Regions from separate parts of the Homo sapiens genome. Here regions 2 and 3 are each linked to region 1. A link is a contact called in ENCODE Hi-C data. All regions are on one chromosome and are shown on one strand. Each heading gives the region's core, a stretch centred on a gene start or an enhancer-like site at or near the end of the contact. The rest is flanking DNA. Distances are from core to core; before and after follow the strand shown.

What was found. A loop is a pair of places that touch in the nucleus more often than their neighbours do. Pooled maps may share reads with other maps.
Region 2: a loop to region 1 is called in a pooled map, with 6 times the contacts of the local background. The contact joins the promoter of GABPB1-AS1 here to the promoter of SQOR in region 1. A Hi-C loop is called at or near these places in 10 of 50 pooled maps.
Region 3: a pooled map shows a loop between it and region 1 (8-fold over the local background). The contact joins the promoter of CEP152 here to the promoter of SQOR in region 1. A Hi-C loop is called at or near these places in 10 of 50 pooled maps.

What each region holds. Positions count from the first base shown.
Region 1 is chr15:45,633,779-45,637,447 of GRCh38, forward strand. SQOR (sulfide quinone oxidoreductase) reads left to right here and starts at 1,251. Exons shown (of 10, transcript NM_021199.4): 1 at 1,251-1,330. RefSeq lists enhancers at 395-1,390, 1,853-1,942, 1,973-2,022 and a silencer at 1,203-1,372.
Region 2 is chr15:50,351,963-50,355,631 of GRCh38, forward strand. It overlaps GABPB1-AS1 (GABPB1 antisense RNA 1), which reads left to right and starts at 2,212. Exons shown (of 1, transcript NR_024490.1): 1 at 2,212-3,669. It overlaps GABPB1 (GA binding protein transcription factor subunit beta 1), which reads right to left and starts at 3,236. Exons shown (of 9, transcript NM_016654.5): 1 at 3,023-3,236. It overlaps GABPB1-IT1 (GABPB1 intronic transcript), which reads right to left and starts at 2,917. Exons shown (of 1, transcript NR_026891.1): 1 at 1-2,917. RefSeq lists enhancers at 2,220-2,279, 3,018-3,641 and silencers at 2,410-2,619, 2,630-2,879, 3,460-3,509.
Region 3 is chr15:48,809,384-48,813,052 of GRCh38, forward strand. CEP152 (centrosomal protein 152) reads right to left here and starts at 1,686. Exons shown (of 27, transcript NM_001194998.2): 1 at 1,578-1,686. It overlaps LOC124903487 (a long non-coding RNA gene), which reads left to right and starts at 1,315. Exons shown (of 2, transcript XR_007064626.1): 1 at 1,315-1,424; 2 at 1,548-2,526. RefSeq lists enhancers at 836-1,397, 2,056-2,115 and a silencer at 1,690-1,880.

The DNA of each region.
Region 1 (3,669 bases), core at 1-2,500:
TACAGTCTGCGTTTGTATTGTATTGTTCATGATGATTTTGCCATAGATACAGTCAGTCTCTTTGATTAAAGATAGAAAGTATCAGTTGAAAACATTTAAAAAAATAATATTCAAGGCTGGGCATGGTGGCTCACGCCTGTAATCCCAGCACTTTGGGAGGCCCAGGAGGGCAGATCGCTTGAGGCCAGGAGTTTGAGACCAGCTTGGCCAACATGGTGAAACCTCATCTCTACTGAAACATACAAAAATTAGCCGGGCATGGTGGCACACACCTGTAGTCCCAGCTACTCAGGAGGCTGAGACACCAGAATTGGTTGAACCCATGAGGCAGATGTTGCAGTGAGCCGAGATTGCTCTACTCACTGCGCTCCAGCCTGGGCAACACAGTGAGACTCTGTTTCAAAAAACAACAACAACAACTATATATATATATATATATATATATATTCAAAATTCATAAAACCAAATAAGTGTAAAAGAAACTCAAACTTTCAAGGGTTTATTTTTGTTTGTTTTTTTGAAAGCTTCTAGCACTTGCACTTCTCAGGTTATGAGACTTTTGGGACACCCTGTATTTATTGTAAAAAGGGTTACTGAATCTGATATGGTGGAGAACCACTCACTGAGACTTTACATCAACCTGGAAAGAGCCGCCAACTGAAAATGTCCAGTCATGAATATGGGATGGGACACTGTGGAGGCCAGTGGCTGGAAGCCAGCTTACCCCTGCCTGCGCGTTTTGAAGGAAGGGCTCCAGCGCACACCAAAGCTGAACCTCGGTCACCTTCTCTGTGAAATGAGCGCGGGAATACCTGTGTTTCTGGGCAGCTGTGTGAACCCGGTGAGAAGCCCAGGGCACATAGGAGGACCCAGTGGGAACAGCCAGAGCCTCTCTGCACAGCGCCCCGCCTCCGCTTTTGCCTGCCCTGATTACAAAACGCTGTTGGCACCCAGGGGCGGAAGCGTCAGGTGGCCTCGGTGTCCTCCGCCTGTGCGCCCCAGCCTGCGGGGCCGCCCTTCAGGGCGCGCAAGGGGCGAGTCTGTCCAGCCGGCAGCACCCCAGGCCGGATGGACGCTTGTTCCTGGTTCTGTGCCCCGTGAGCGCTCAACGCCCTGGTGTGTTCACTGACCATGGTGCCTGGGCTGCGGCGCCGGGCGGGGCACGGCGGGACTTTTCGGGACCTTTCCTGGGGGGAGCCTCGCTTTCCCCGCCTCCAGCCTCCGCCCGGATGGCAGGCGGGCGGGGCCCCAGTCCAGGCCTTGAGACCCAGAAGGGAGCGAAGGTTTTTGCTGCGCCAACGCAGTGACCGAAGGCTCCGCTCACGCCCGGGTAAGAGGCATCCGCGGCCGATCTTTGGCCCTGGGCCAGCGGAGGGAGACTGGGCGGGGACAGCGACCACCACTGAGGCTGTTTGTTAGCTTAACTCGGTTTCCGCAGCTGGGACTCCGCAGACCCGGTGCGCCGCGCCCCAAACTTTGCTTCCTCAACTCCGGACACCTGCAGCTCTTGCTGCCCTTGTCTGGAACCCGGGTCTTGGGACTCTTGCTTCCTTCTCAGAGTGTCAGAGCCTCAGGGCCGCGGAGAGGCCAACCCGCGAGGGGTGCTTAAAAACCGAAGTATCCGTGGTCTTGGTGTGTGGACGTTTCTGGCGCCTTCCACCTGTTGACTGTCACTCGGCACCGTCCTGGAGCGGGAGTGGGTGCTCGGCGTCCGGGGGCCAGGGATTGACACAGTCATCCACCGACACTGCGCGTGGGACAGAGGGGGCGCTCGAGGGGTCGGCTGCAGCTGAAACCTGAAGGGGAGAGGATTTAGGGCACCTGCTGAACAGGAATTGGTGGAAAGGGAGAAGGGGTCTTCTGGTGGAATCTGGGCTCATTTCCTTTCCTCTTCATCTGTCTCTTTTATTTATCAAAATTCCAACCTGGCTTTTTGCTCAAAGACGCTGAACAGAGCCCCTGGCTTTGCCTGCGCTGCCCATTGCTATAATGCAGGGCTCTGTTCCATTTTTGTGCTGTGCACCCCTTTGGCATTTCTGGGAAGGCTAAAGACTCTCAGAACAATACTTTTTTTTGAGACAGAGTCTTGCTCTGTCGCCCAAGCTGGAGTGCAGTGGCGCGATCTCGGCTCACTGCCACCTCCACCTCCCGGGTTCAAGCGATTCTCCTGCCTCAGCCTGCCGAGTAACTGGGATTACAGGCGCAGCACACCTGGCTAATTTTAGTATTTGTAGTAGAGGCGGGTTTCACCATGTTGCCCAGCTGGTCTCGAACTCCTGGCCTCAAATGATCCGCACACTTCGGCCTTCCAAAGTGCTGGGATTACACGAGTGAGCCACCGCGCTGGACCAGAACAATGCTTTTTTAAAGGTATAAAACAAAAGGAAGAGTATTATAAAGGAAACCAATTGCAAAACACATGTCAAAACATTAAAAGAATTTATGATATGGTAATATATATGTCTTTAAAAAACGAATGCGTTATTTAATAACAAGGTTATTAAATAACAAGATCTAGCAGTGGATTAAATAGTTACCATAATTTTGAAGTAGTAAAGAACATAAACAATTATTTCAAGATATAGGTAATACTTGTAATATAAGAAAATATCTGTAATTTCTTTCTTCTTTTTTTTTTTTTTTTGAGACGGAGTCTCACTCTGTCACCAGGCTGGAGTGCAGTGGCGCGATCTCGGTTCAATGCAACCTCCGCCTGCTGGGTTCAAGTGATTCTCCTGCCTCAGCCTCCCGAGTAGATGGGACTACAGGTGTGTGCCACCACACCCAGCTAATTTTTGTATTTTTAGTAGAGACAGGATTTCACCATATTGTCCAGGATGGTCTCGATCTCTTGACCTTGTGATACGCCCACCTTGGACTCCCAAAGTTCTGGGATTACAGGCATGAGCCACTGCGCACGGCCAATATCTGTGATTTCTATTGGTGACAAAGTCTTAGTATTGCCAATACTGCTGTGGTTTGTTGGCTACATACATAATTGAAGTAAATGTTAAATTTCAGTTAGATACTAGAGAAATAAAAGATGTAAATATTAAATATCCGTAAAAATAAAGATGTAAAATACTTTTCCATCTAAGTTTTTGGGTCCAGGTTAAGATCCTCTGATAGTAGAAAGGGCACTGACCCAATGACTTGGCTTCTGGGCTTGACACTTCCATTGACATTTCCAAGGCCCATTGTAACCTTGGCTTTTTTTTTTTTTTGAGACATGGTCTTGCTGTGTCGCCTAAGCTGGAGTACAGTGAGGTGATCTCTGCTCACTGCAACCTCCTCGCAGGTTCGAGTGATTCGCCTGCCTCAGCATCCCTAGTAGCTGGGATTACACCAGCCACCCACCACCACACCTGGCTAATTTTTGTATTTTTTGGTAGAGACAGGGTTTCACCATATTGGCTAGGCTGGTCTTGAACTGCTGACCTCAAGTGATCTGCCCTTGTCTGCTTCCCAAAGCAACCACCACACCCAGCTTAACTTTGGCTTTTGAATTTCTTTTCGCCTCAGCTTCTTCATTGTACAGTGGAGATAATAACACCTTCCCAAGTATTTAAGGCACCCAGCACTGCACTTAGTGTAGAGGGCTGAAGTAGATACCATTTATCAGAACTTATTTGTATCCCTCCCAAGCTTATGGCCTTATATCCCCAAGCC
Region 2 (3,669 bases), core at 962-3,461, 4.7 Mb after region 1:
GAGGGGAGCAGAGGGATGACACTAAGGAAACTAAGTTGCTCTCAACTTCAAGATTTTGTGTGGGTTTGTTTTTCAACGTTTGCAAAGTCAGAAGAGATGGAGGCCATCAGTGAGTTCATCTGAACTCAGGCTACTTGCAAACAGAGACTGGGTAACTGCCTCGTGCACCCTCAAAAATAAATTCATGATGCAAAACTTCATGTAATTTCTGAATTTCTGAATTCCTCATGACGTGCACTTTACCTGTTACCTGTTAATATTTCTGGTACTGAGGGGCAAAAGAAAAAAGTAAAAAAAAATTCATGGTACAGGAGATGTGGTCCATTACAATGACACAATGTTATGGGAAAAAACACACTAAAACCAAGCATACTTTTTTTTTTTTTTTTGAGACAGAGTTTCGCTCCTGTTGCCCAAGCTGGAATGCAATGGCGCTATCTTGGCTTATTGCAACCTTTGCCTCTCTGGCTCAAGCGATTCTCCTGCCTCAGCCTCCCGAGTAGCTGGGATTACAAGCGCGCACCACCACGCCCAGCTAATTTTTTGTATTTTTAGTAGAAATGGGGTTTCACCGCGTTAGCCAGGCTGGTCTCAAACTCTTGACCTCAGGTGATCGGCCCGCCTCCACCTCCCCAAGTGCTGGGACTGCAGGCGTGAGCCACTGTGCCTGGCCAAACCAAGTGAACTTAACCAAGATCCAATCTATTTTCGTTTGAACAGCAAACATTAAAAGTACACCTGGTATTTTCTAACAATTACACGAAGAATGACCAGATGCTTCCTGTTGATGGAACAGTAGAGAACTATAGACTGACAGATTCAGACTACAGTTCACAGAAACAACTGGAAACAAACTTAGCTTCCTTTCAAAGCCATTAAAATACGGCCTTAAATTTTTATGCATTAATCAATTAAGTATAATTGTCTCCCAATAAGTATAATTGTCTCCCAACCTAGAAAACCCAGAATGATTCAGAGAGACAAAGAACTCTAAGGATATGTCTCTGCAAACTGTTCGTTTCACCAAAGGATTCACTGCAGAATTAATTTTCTGTAAAATCTGTACCTCCTATAATTTTCAACATGTTCTATCTTTAAAGATAACATTTACACAAGTGTTGATAGCATATGTGGAATTCACGTGTTACTTGTGTAAATCATTATAAATATGTAATAGAATTAAATGTTTTAATCACTTAAGAATATCTTCGAATGTTCCTGAGTCTCCGAGATCATAGGCAGATTATGCAGTCTTCATCTGTGATTTTGTTTAGTCACCTAAATTCCAACTTTTAAAAAAGTTAGAGCCCAGTAAAAAAAGTATGGGAATCAATCTTATTCAGTCTTGTTAAAATGTGTCTTGCATAACAGCTTGATTTGACTTGTATGGTGAAAGCACGGTAAGAATGACACATTTCTGTTTTTTGGTTTTTTTTTTAAAAAAGTATGAGTGTACAGTGGAGTGTTCCAGAGGTTACATGGTGTGCTAACCACAACAGTCTGACGTAGATCTGAGAATCTTCTATTAAACCAGGCATTAAAAAGATTTGCAAAAATGCAAGATGTCACTCTTATCATCTATGTTAACATGTAATGGATTTATTTTTTGTTTTTGGAAAAAAAAAACCAAGAGAAAAGAAAATAAAGTCATCTTTAGTTTCCTTAAATTCAAAGTCTGAGCCTGAAAATGGAAGTATCAAAGCTGATGGTTATACGTCAGTGAGAAAAAAATTTAAACCAAGCTGGGTGGGTCTTTACATGAGATAAACTATCTACAGGAAAGAATGACCACTAACTTCTGCATAATAAATGAGAGTGGATCTTTTAATTCTGAGATGGCAATGTACTTTACAAGGACCATTTACAGACTACATCAAACCTTTTTCTAGATAAAAAACGTACTTCAGTAACTTGCCTGAATTGAGAGAGCAAAACAGTCCGGAGAGAAAACTTAAAATGTTTCCACATTATCAAGCCCCCTTCAGAAGTACTGTGGTCTCGGCCCCTCCTTTGAACAGATGTCCGCTCGCCACAGTCCAATCAGGTTTAAAGCAAGAGTATTTGTACTGAAAACAAGCTTAAAGTGGGAAGACACACACAAAGCAGGCCTGTATCATTCCTTTGGTTTCAGTTTTCACGATGCACCCTTGAGGCTAGGCACGCTGATTCAACACACTTGGAGAGCTTCACCGAAACACACTAAACACACAGTGATGAACTGTGCCCTGGCAGAGATGACCTGGCAAAATTCTCAACTTCTTCCCTGAGGCAGTGCACCCGCAGTTCTCGGCGGCGAAGTCTTTGGGGCAGAAGTCCCGAGCCTTCAGAACGGCAGGCTTCTCCCCCTCAGGACTCCAGTCCCCGCGGCCAAGGCTGTCGCTGCGGGGGCCCCGCGCGGGACTGGCCAGGCTCTTCCATTAACCCTGTCTGGTCCGGCCGATCCCGCCGCGACCCGAGCGCCTCTCGGCCCCGCAGCACAGGGCGCCCAGGACCCGCCACCCTCGCCGCCCGTTCCCCTCTCCGGAGAGCCCGGCGGGGCCGTCAGGCTGCCGAGACAAAGGGTACCGCGGCGCCAGAGGCCGAGGCCCAGCCGCGCCTGCCTTCCTCTTTCTCCCGCCCACTGCCAACCTCCAGTCGCCCGCAGAACCTCCGCTGCCTCGGCGCGACCCCATCGCCACCCCGGGGCTGCCGCTCGGGACCGGCAAGCCGGGTAGCCGCGAGGCGGCCGCGGCATGCTAGGGCCGAGGAGGGGGCGGCGGCCGCCACCATGTCTGCCCGCCCCTCCCAGAAGCAGTGTGCCCAGCGGACAAAGCGCAGCGGCGGCGCGGGCGCCCAGGCCGACCCCGCCGACCCCCGCGGAATAAGCGGGGCCAGGAGCCCCGGAAACCCGGCGCCTTAATGCAATAAACAGGAAATCGCGGGGATGATCTGGGTTCCGGGGGAAGTGGAATTATTTTTTACCAGCGAAGAGATCAACTTCCACATCCGGTGGTAACAGGGCCCTACACAGACCCGCACTGACCTGGAAAAGCTTCGGGAGCGGCGACGGGAAGGCAGCAGGAGGTGGTGCGGGGACCCGAGGCGCCTCGTACCCGGCCGGGCTGACGCGGCCCCGCTACACACAAAGCGCTTCAGCTGCACAGGGCGCTATTTTCCGAAAATGCCGCGTCTGGTCGGCGCCCAAAATCCCCACCGAAAAGTCCCCCGTGCTGCGCGCGGAGGGACACATGGTGTGCGAGTGAGTCAAGCTCCCAGCATCCCTCCCGGACCCGGCCCTCTTCAGCTCATCGCCCGAGGATTTTCCGCCTCTGCCCTCGTCGGCAGATCCTGCTCCTACCCACTCCCTAGCTGTGTTCCCGCGGGGAGAGAGGGGAAAGAGGGTCTGATTTTTTAACGAAGGGAAAGAAAATATGCCATTTCTAGCGCTTCAGCCACACAAAGAAAGCGGCGGAATGATCCGCTCTCGGCGACCGCAAGTCCCGGCTCGCCCGGCGCCTGCGCGGCAGCGGGGGTGGGAGCTGCGGACGGCCATGTGCGCGGCGGAGAGGCCGGGTGGCCACCGAACCTTCCCGCCTGTTCTGCGGTGGGTAGGAGTTTGGAAACTAATGTTCCTGTGCTAACCTTCGTGTCTCTGTGACATGACTGTTGAAAGACGGAGAGTGCGGAATC
Region 3 (3,669 bases), core at 436-2,935, 3.2 Mb after region 1:
CACTGATATAAACAGTTACAATAACATATTGTAATAAATTCCGTAGTAGATGAAAGTACAAAGCACAAATTACTTTTCCTAAGAAGAAAGGATAGTTTAGAGAAGTTTTACAGAAAAAAAAGAGCTTTTAGATTAGAAATAAATCTTAAAGGACACAATATGGCTATAAGTGGTTCTAAGAATGAGGGCACTCATTCAGACAACCTGGGCTCAATTCTGGCTCTTCTATTTATCAGCAGTGCAATCTTGAGCAAACTGTTTCTGCTTCTACGTTAAAGAAATGGGGGTAAAAATAATACCTACTTCAAAGATTGATTCTGAGGATTCACAAGATACTACATGTAAAGTAATTAGCACTATGTACCAATCAATACATTGTAGTTTTATTACTATTATGACATTATTACTGATGAATAGGAGTCTGCCAGCTACCGAAGAGGTTTAGGGAATAAAGAGGATTCCGCATATCTGAGAAAAGGTGAATGTGCAGCCTATGAGAAATGTCACTTCTAATAATGCAACCTCCTATGGAACAAAAATGCCACCCTCCTTCAAGATGCCCTCCCAAGCCTGTTCCCCCATGGAGCTGGCCACTCCTTTGCACTTTCAGACTGTATTTCTTATGCTTTTCTTATGGCTTCAACTTCAGCTTCTCTTTAGTTGAGTGCATTCACCTGTCTAGGGAGTGCATGTTCATTGTCACGCACTATGAAGGTATAAGGTGATAATAGGCTTAAATCAGACTCAAGTTCATGACTACGATATAGGAAGGGTTATAAACCCCCACAAAAGGGGTTTCTAAGAACTGCACTTGGAGTTGGGAAATTCTACTTACTTGCTGACATAACTCGCCTTCTAGAATGGAAATAGCCAGAGCACATAGCCCGGTTTAGACTTGCAACACCTGGTGGAGACACCTTATTCATTCATTCGACAATTTACCAAGCACTGTTCAAGATTACAAAGTTTAACAGGACACGATGAAGGGAAAGAAAATAGACATATAAACAAATGATCACAACATCTTGTGATCAGTGCTAATAACAGCACTTTGGACAAATTGATTCAAGTTGCCCAGAGGGCGGAGCGAGTAATGCTAATACACAATAAGCATCCACAGGCTGAGCGAATGACCTTGAGGAACTGTTTGGCGTCAGCTACGGCACTACAAACATGACCAAAGCCGCACGGGGCCCAGGATGCCCGGGGCTACTGGCTTCGGGTGCCAGCGTCACTTGTACTCGGTCAACACACGTGCACAGAGCACCTACTGTGAGCCAGGCGTGACGCCAGGGTGACCAAGGCGGGGTCCGCAGAGTAGGGTCTCAGGGCGACCCCAGCAGCCTGGAAACGAGGCGGGCTTCCCATATGTCACTTCTAAGTAGGATATTGGAGGAATGAAGAGGTCTAAATGACACGTTAAGGTAAAAGCTGAGCCCGCAACATGCGGGCAGTCCACCACCGCGGGATTTGGGGAGGGGGCAGGTCAGCCCCCCCAGGAACCCTCAGCCAGCATCCCGAGGACCCCGCAACTCCTCTAACCCCAGGTCCAAGCTCACCCGTGAATCAGAACTTACCGGAGGCCACGGAGGCTGTTACCGCGAGGAAACTCTAGTCCTGGCGGAAGACCAACTTCTAGCAGATCCCCTTACCCTGGCTCTAGTCCACTAGCTCCTTCCTAGTCACAACCGAACTCACGGGGCGGAGGCCCTTAAGGAGCACTCGCATCCTTCAATCGCCGACTAGAAGCTCGCCCGGTGGGCGGAGCCGTGCCAGCTCAGGGCAGAGCGAGGAGGCAGAAGTCTCCGCCTTCCTCAAGCTTGGTTGAGAAGTCCACCTGCAGTTGCAAAGTACGGCTGTTTGAAAGCGGGCGCCAGAGGTGGCGGGAAGCTCCCCCTGTGCGCCCATTGGTGGATTCGAGAGCCAATTACGAGGAAGTCACCCCGGAGTGGGCGGGCTGATCGGTTGCCTAGAGACGCCGAGGCGCTTCACCCGCTACCTTCGGCCAGGGTGCAGCAGTCTTACGGGGACCCCTTGCCCGTTTGGTACCGGAGACTGCAAAGGTGACTCGTGCCTCCTGCGCTTCAGCACACAGAATCCCGCAGATTCCCCACCGAACTCTTGCCTTAGAGGTTTTTTACATTTGCCCTTGTTTTCTAAGGCGCCTGCTTCCCCATTATTTAACAGCCTTAGATATTTTGCTTTGTCTTCTACCTTACTAGGTGCCGCTTTGTTTACATTTTTGCTTCTTTAATTACTGATAAGATGGCACATTTTTCCACGTGTCTATTTACTACTCTAATTTCCTCGGGTGTGAGTGTTCTTGTCACTTAGGTGTATATTATTAACCTGCCCCTAAAGACAGCGCCACCCAGTCCTCAGTAAAGCCCAGTACTGTGTCTATCTTCTCTGGCTGAAAGGGTTCCAGTGAATAATCAAGGAATTGGTGGCGGCAGGTTCACATATCCTTTCAACCCTTTCCCATGTGTACTGGCACGGAGTAAAATGGTTGTTCGAGGCTCTTCATACTGTGGCTGGTTTTCCTTTGCTACTTCACCGTCCGCCCCCATGATGCCTACACTGACCCCTGTAACCCCATAAACTGGTATAGGGTTTGGCAAACAACAGGTAATTTAACCCACTGTAATAGAATGAACGAAATCACAGCCTGAGCTAACAATGGTTCCCAGAGCGCTTTTTTTCTTTCACCTGCTGTGAAAGCTGTTTCTTTCACCTGCATCGCCTCTACCTTCTCCTGCTACTTAGTTTTGAAGACAGACTAGCACCTCCTTTGAAGCCTTTCATGACACACACTCCCTCACTTCGCAAAAATGATCTTTCCTACCTCTGTACACAGTGTATCCTATATATCCTATTATAGTTCTTTTATCTACTGTAAGTTTTTGTGTGTCTTACACTCAGTACAACGTGAATATCTTGAAGTACTCACTTTACTTCTTGGGTGTCTAACATGACCCTGGTAGGCACTCAAAACAATTATGTTAAATGAGTAAATGAATAAATGAACAAATAGATGAAGATTTTGGCAGGGGGGCAGGCAGAAAAAGCAAATAAAAGGCCTTCAAGTAAATGGCATTTGTTGAATCTGAGCCAAGGCATCTTAGTGAGAATTAAATGCACTTTTCACTTTTCACATCCCACTGAAGTCGATTGGCAAACTGTATGTTGCATTCTGTGCTGAGGGTTATGATGGAGTGCTGCAGCAAGAATGCCAGGTGATCCCCATGCACAAACAACTGCTTCTTAGAAGGATGAAAGCATAAAACGTGTCAGGGTAAGCACATGAGGAGGCAGTGTTTATAATCCATTACACAGTGCTTTACAGATTGGTAAATTCTTTCACAAGCATCATCTCATTTGGTTCTCACTACAACACTGTGGGGGGTTAGGACAGGTATTCCTACCCATTTTCCAGTTGAAGAAACTTACATAAAAATAAATTAAATGACTTGTCCAAGGCTACACAGCTAATACAAGGCAGACAGAATCTGAAACCAGGTCCTTTATCTCCAAACCCAGAGCTCATCACTACATACAAAATATTTTAGTGAGACTAGCATATACGTGACAAAGAGGGAAAATAAAGAATAAATCAACCTCCCATCCTGCCATGCCTCTAAAAATGGTTTTTGGTGGAGTTATGGATAT